2 separate regions of the Homo sapiens genome follow, and region 2 is linked to region 1. Evidence: chromatin loops called from intact Hi-C (ENCODE). Cell type or tissue: K562. All regions are shown on one strand. Each heading gives the region's core, and the rest is flanking DNA. Links, peaks and the distances in the headings are about the cores only.

The links. A loop is a pair of places that touch in the nucleus more often than their neighbours do. Peaks named below come from ENCODE experiments on the same cell type or tissue, not always from the same donor. Only the 100,000 strongest peaks of a DNase experiment are listed, where the experiment ranks them.
Region 2: it touches region 1 in a loop (4-fold over the local background); 12 of 110 quality-filtered maps call a loop at or near these places.

The regions. Positions count from the first base shown.
Region 1 is chr13:95,270,091-95,272,905 of GRCh38, reverse strand. The region is part of intron 1 of ABCC4 (ATP binding cassette subfamily C member 4 (PEL blood group)); the gene reads left to right. Among named protein-coding and RNA genes, the nearest start is that of ABCC4, 30 kb to the left of the region's middle. In K562, for the core only: no CTCF peak of the experiment used is centred there; a DNase peak (open chromatin) is centred at 1,705.
Region 2 is chr13:95,206,574-95,209,388 of GRCh38, reverse strand. It overlaps ABCC4 (ATP binding cassette subfamily C member 4 (PEL blood group)), which reads left to right. Exons shown (of 31, transcript NM_005845.5): 7 at 1,464-1,589; 8 at 2,608-2,815. Among named protein-coding and RNA genes, the nearest start is that of SNORD13G, 2.4 kb to the left of the region's middle. RefSeq lists an enhancer at 1. In K562, for the core only: no CTCF peak of the experiment used is centred there; a DNase peak (open chromatin) is centred at 1,388.

The DNA of each region.
Region 1 (2,815 bases), core at 225-2,724:
TTTATTTTTTTATTTTTTGAGACGGAGTCTCGCTCTGTCACCCAGGCTGGAGTGCAATGGTGACATCTTGGCTCACTGCAACCTCTGCCTCCCGGGTTCAAGCGATTCCCCTGTCTCAGCCTCTCGAGTAGCGGGGATTACAGGCATGCACCACCACACCTGGCTAATTTTTGGATTTTTAGTAGAGACAGGGTTTCACCATGTTGGCCAGGCTGGTCTCAAACTCCTGACCTCAGGTGATCCACCTGCCTTGGCCTCCCAAAGTGCTGGGATTACAGGCGTGAGCCACCGTGCCCGGCCCCACATGTTTAGTACTAGATGCTAAAATCAATCTGTGGCCTTGTGGAGTTTATAATCCACTGAATTAATTTAGATTAATTCACAGGATTAATTTAGATTTCATGTTTGAATATGAAATTTGTGGTCATTTAAACAGAAACTGGGCTGGAAAGTACTTTTTTCTCTGTCTGTGAAAGGTTTTTTTAGGGCAAATGAACAGTATAAATTAGATTGCTTAGAGAATGTTGTAAACACATTTTACCACAGACACTTTATGTGCACAAAGAGGCTTGGCGTGTTGGCTCACACCTGTAATCCCACACTTTGGGAGGCCAAGTGGATCACCTGAGGTCAGGAGTTTGAGACCAGCCTGGCCAACGTGGTGAAACGCTATCTCTAGTAAAAATACAAAAAATTAGCCGGGTGTGCTGGCGGGTGCCTGTAATCCCAGCTACTCAGGAGGCTGAGGCAGGAGAATCACTTGAACCTAGGAGGTGGAGGTTGCAGTGAGCCGAGATCGTGCCATTGCACCCCAGCCTGGGCAACAAGAGCGAAAGTTCGTCTCAAAAAAAAAAAAATATGTGCTTAAAGAACATGCTGGAGCATTTCCTCTGAGGAAGTTATCTCAGGTACTAGAGATTAATCAGCCTGCACCTCTTTGTGTATATTCAATAATTTAGATTTTTTGTGAGTTCAAACTGGCTTTTTCTTAAAGTTGGTGGGGAGAGGCATGTGATCAGACTTCTTGGGTGGTTAGGAGCTTTTTGGATTGAGTCCCGTCTGTTTTCCAGGCTGTTGGCTAATGGTGATTAAAGGCCCAGGGAATCCTGCTTGTCTCCTTCCAGTTTCGTGCAGAGCTATGTCACGCTGCGTGCTCTGTTTCTGTTAGGACCAATGTCTGTTTGTTATATAAATAGAAAAGGAACATAAAGCTAAGGAACCAAGAAGGTTCCATTACAGATCAGTGTCTCAACGTATCCTTGAGGTTTGGTACAAGTTCTCCGCTTCCTGAAATTTTTGGACAAACATTGTGACATTCATAAATACCGGACTGCTAGGATATTGAGGGCTGAGGTAACGCAAATACTTGCTGTGGTTTTATAGAGTAATAATCTGTTAATCATAGCTGTGGCCTTAGAGAATAAACAACCTCTGTGTAGGCTTCTTTGTAAGAATGGCACAGCTGACGGGGACCTCTGCGAACCAAAGGCCAGCGTGTGACCTTCTTATCCTCTGCTTCCTAGGCCAGCAGTGACTGCCTTTGGAGATCTCATTGTTTACAGCCCTGTCTCTGACTCAGGGTGGCAGATTATGTTTTTGGTAGAGCCCAGCCAGCCCCTATCACATTGCACACTAATGTAATCCGTCGGCAGCTGTCTCTGTATTCATTATTTAGCTGCACTAACTGGAGTTAATCATAGATCTGAGCTAAACTTTGTTATGGGTCAAGAGAGAAAGGCCATCTGGCTATTTCTTGGGTCGTCTTGGGTGTATTTTTCCACTGCTTATCATTTGACCACCATCTGTTTTTTGAGACGGAGTCTGGCTCTGTCCCCCAGGCTGGAGTGCAGTGGCGCGATCTCGGCTCACTGCAAGCTCCGCCTCCCAGGTTCACGCCATTCTCCTGCCTCAGCCTCCCGAGTAGCTGGGACTACAGGCGGCTGCCACCATGCCAGGCTAATTTTTTGTATTTTTAGTAGAGATGGAGTTTCACCATGTTAACCAGGATAGTCTCGATCTCCTGACCTTATAATCGTCTCGCCTCGGCCTCCCAAAGTGCTGGGATTACAGGCGTGAGCCACCGTGCCCGGCCCATTTGGCCACCATCTATGAGGCATCTGAAAGAAGAGAAACTCATGCGTGGTGGCTCTGCCTGTAGCTTCCCTACTCAGTGTGGTTTGCAGACAGTAGCATTGCCATCATCTGGGGCTGGGGAGAAACACAGGTTCTCATGCTCTGTCCCAGACTTAGTATCAGAATCTCTACTAGATCTCATGCGTGGGCCCTGGCCAGCCCCCTGTTGTGTGCTTGGTTGACGCTGGGCTGCTGCTGGTAGACCTCCCTTTCTCTTCTGTGCCACAGGGTCTCACCAAACTGCAAAGGAGGTGGGTAATAAAGTCAAACCCTGTGCCAGGAATGATGGGAGAAGGAAGGGTCAGACCCACAAATGGGCCAAGGAATGGATTAGGTGAGCTAAGCTGTGGTTGTAGTTCAGCAGTCACTATTACGCCCACCTTTTCTTATTCCTTTCCTATTTTTCTTTTCTTTCTTTTTTTTTTTTTTTTTCACAGCCTGGTAATGTGGAATATTTACTTTTCTTAAATCACTGTATTAAAAGATGAAAAAAGTCATTTTTTCTCTTCCCCTTCCCACAGTCATTGTTGATTAGAGAAAATACTAACAAAATATATTAATTTAATTTCCAACTACAGATAACACCAATATTAATAGTTGGGTGACTGTCCCTCTTTTCATGGAGAAAACCTAATGCCTATCAAATGCCCAACGTTGAAGAGCTATACAAATGTGGATTTTC
Region 2 (2,815 bases), core at 149-2,648, 63 kb after region 1:
ATCCACAGTCTTCCCAATGCTTTTGTTCAGAAACAAACTAAATGCCTTTTATTATCTCTTCCTTGCATATGTTGCAGCTCTTCAGGCTCAGCCAAGGGGGCCTCTGTCCTTATGCTGAAGGCAAATCTTCAAGGGAGAAAGGTGAAGGCATTCACTGGCTCCTCCCAGCCAGCTTTTCAGGCGCTGTGGCCTCAATAAGTAGAGTGTCCTTAAGCAGAAATCACATATGTAGAAGTTAGTTAAACATATAATGAATAATGATAAATTGAAATGTTTCATAGGCTCCATTCTAGCTGCATACATCTTTACCGTGCTTGTGTTAGAGCTGTTTTCACGTGTATATATGTGTGTTATTTTTAATTCAGTATTTCCATTAAATTGTAAGCTCCCCAAAGGCAAGGTGAATTTTAATGATGTAGTTATAAAATCACACAGTCCTAGTAGCATATGTGTTAGGAATATGGTTGTTAGCTGGTCGTGGTGGCTGAAGCCTGTAATCCCAACACTTTGGGAGGCCAAGGCAGGTGGATCACTTGAGGCCAGGAGTTTGAGACCTGCCTGGCCAACATGACAAAACTCCGTCTCTACTAAATTTAAAAAATTAGCTGGGCATGGTGGTACACGCCTGTAATCCCAGCTACTTGGGAGGCTCAGGCACGAGAATCACTTGAATCCAGGAGGCAGAGGTTGCAGTGAGCCGATATTATGCCACTGCACTCCAGCCTGGGTGACAGAGTGAGACTCTGTCTCAAAAAAAAAAAAAAAAAAAAAAAAAAAAAAGAAATACAGCTTTTGATCAAGAGATTAATGATGATAAAATAAATTAGACTTGAAGCAGGTTCCAACGAATTGGAAATGGTTCATTGTCAAGGTTGTCAGCTGGATCGAGATGAGCCACTGTTGGAAGTGCATTGAGTTCTTTGTTTTATGCTTTTGCTTATGGTGTATTTTCTACTTGGACCTTCCCCTCTTTGCCATCTGGAGAAATAGTCCTTGTCCTTTGAGGCCCCGTTCAAATGCTCCTGGTCCTCTGAAGCTTTTTTTTTTTTTTTTGCTCTCCTCTTTCCCGGTGGAGTTAACAAACAGCCCTTTCTTTTCTGCTCCCCAGCACTTCATTCCCATTTTAGCACTCTCTGACCACTGTGTTATCGTCAGGCTCGGGTGCCTTTCTGCCTTTCCTGCCCACCTGTGAGCTCCTCGAGGGGACAGATGACATCTGACTCATTTTCATGTCTTCCTCAGCAGATATTACAAATTCTCCAAAATACTTGTTGAGTTGGTATAGATTGTTGACTTCCTAATCGAAGTCTTTTTCTATTTGTATTTTGAGTAGGACCTGTCTGTGTTGTCGGAAGCAAAAGCGCTGTAGGGAACCATGTGATGCAGGTCCCTGCCTGTGCCTGCCGCTGATAAGGGCAGGCTGTGATCGCTCAGGCTCATCTCCCGTGTCTGGTTCCCCTTAGGAGTAAAACTGCAACTTTCACGGATGCCAGGATCAGGACCATGAATGAAGTTATAACTGGTATAAGGATAATAAAAATGTACGCCTGGGAAAAGTCATTTTCAAATCTTATTACCAATTTGAGAAAGTAAGTTTTTGTATACATTGTACCATATTTTTGTATTTTTCTATTTGCTATTCTTGTTGATGGTTTTAGAAGTTTTACTATGTTTTCACATTATGGGAAGTTCAGTACAATCCATCCCAGTCCCCACGCTTGGCAGTTGGGTTAAGTAGAATGGTAGAGAACGTTATTTTCACTTGGTCTTCCATTTACCATGTTCTTAAACAGAAAGCATGTATGCTTCTTACTAATACAAAAGTGAAATTCCAAATGTTTCTGAATATCCCAAATCCCAACAATGAGTCTAAGATGTTAGTATTTGAGAATAATGGTGTTTAAAATAAAACTATAATTTATATTAATGTAGCCAAATGGACAAGTTATAGAGACTGGGCATATCTATATTGGACCAAACTATATGAATCAGTATTTTTCATTCCAAACAGGCATGGAAATACTGTTAGTTGTGCTTTGTTTTATTAGAAATTTTGGAGGGGGCTGGGCGCAGTGGCTCATGCCTGTAATCCAAGAACTTTGGGAGGCTGAGGCGGGTGGATCACCTGAGGTCAGGAGTTTGAGACCAGCCTGGCCAACATGGTGAAACCCTGTCTCTACTAAAAATACAAACATTTGCTGGGCGTGGTGGCACATGCCTGTAATCCTAGCTACTTGAGAGGCTGAGGCAGGAGAATCGCTTGAACCAGGAGGCGGAGGTTGCAGTGAGCTGAGATCGCACCATTGCCTGGGCGACAAGAGTGAAACTCTGTCTCAAAAAACAAAATATGTATTTTTTTTTTGGCTTTTGGATTAAATATTTGATTAGTTGTTGCATTCCAGCACATGATACTTCTTATGATTTCTTGGGTAGTTCCTGGCCACCTCTCACCTTTGCACTTTTTTGTTGTTGTTGCCCAGGATGGTCTCAAACTCCTGGGTTCAAACAATTCATCCACCTCAGCTCCCAAAGTGCTGAGATTGCAGGCGTGAGCCACTTTATCTGGTTGACATCACTGCTTTTTTAAAAACCTGTACTCTCTTTCAGGAAGGAGATTTCCAAGATTCTGAGAAGTTCCTGCCTCAGAGGGATGAATTTGGCTTCATTTTTCAGTGCAAGCAAAATCATCGTGTTTGTGACCTTCACCACCTACGTGCTCCTCGGCAGTGTGATCACAGCCAGCCGCGTGTTCGTGGCAGTGACGCTGTATGGGGCTGTGCGGCTGACGGTTACCCTCTTCTTCCCCTCAGCCATT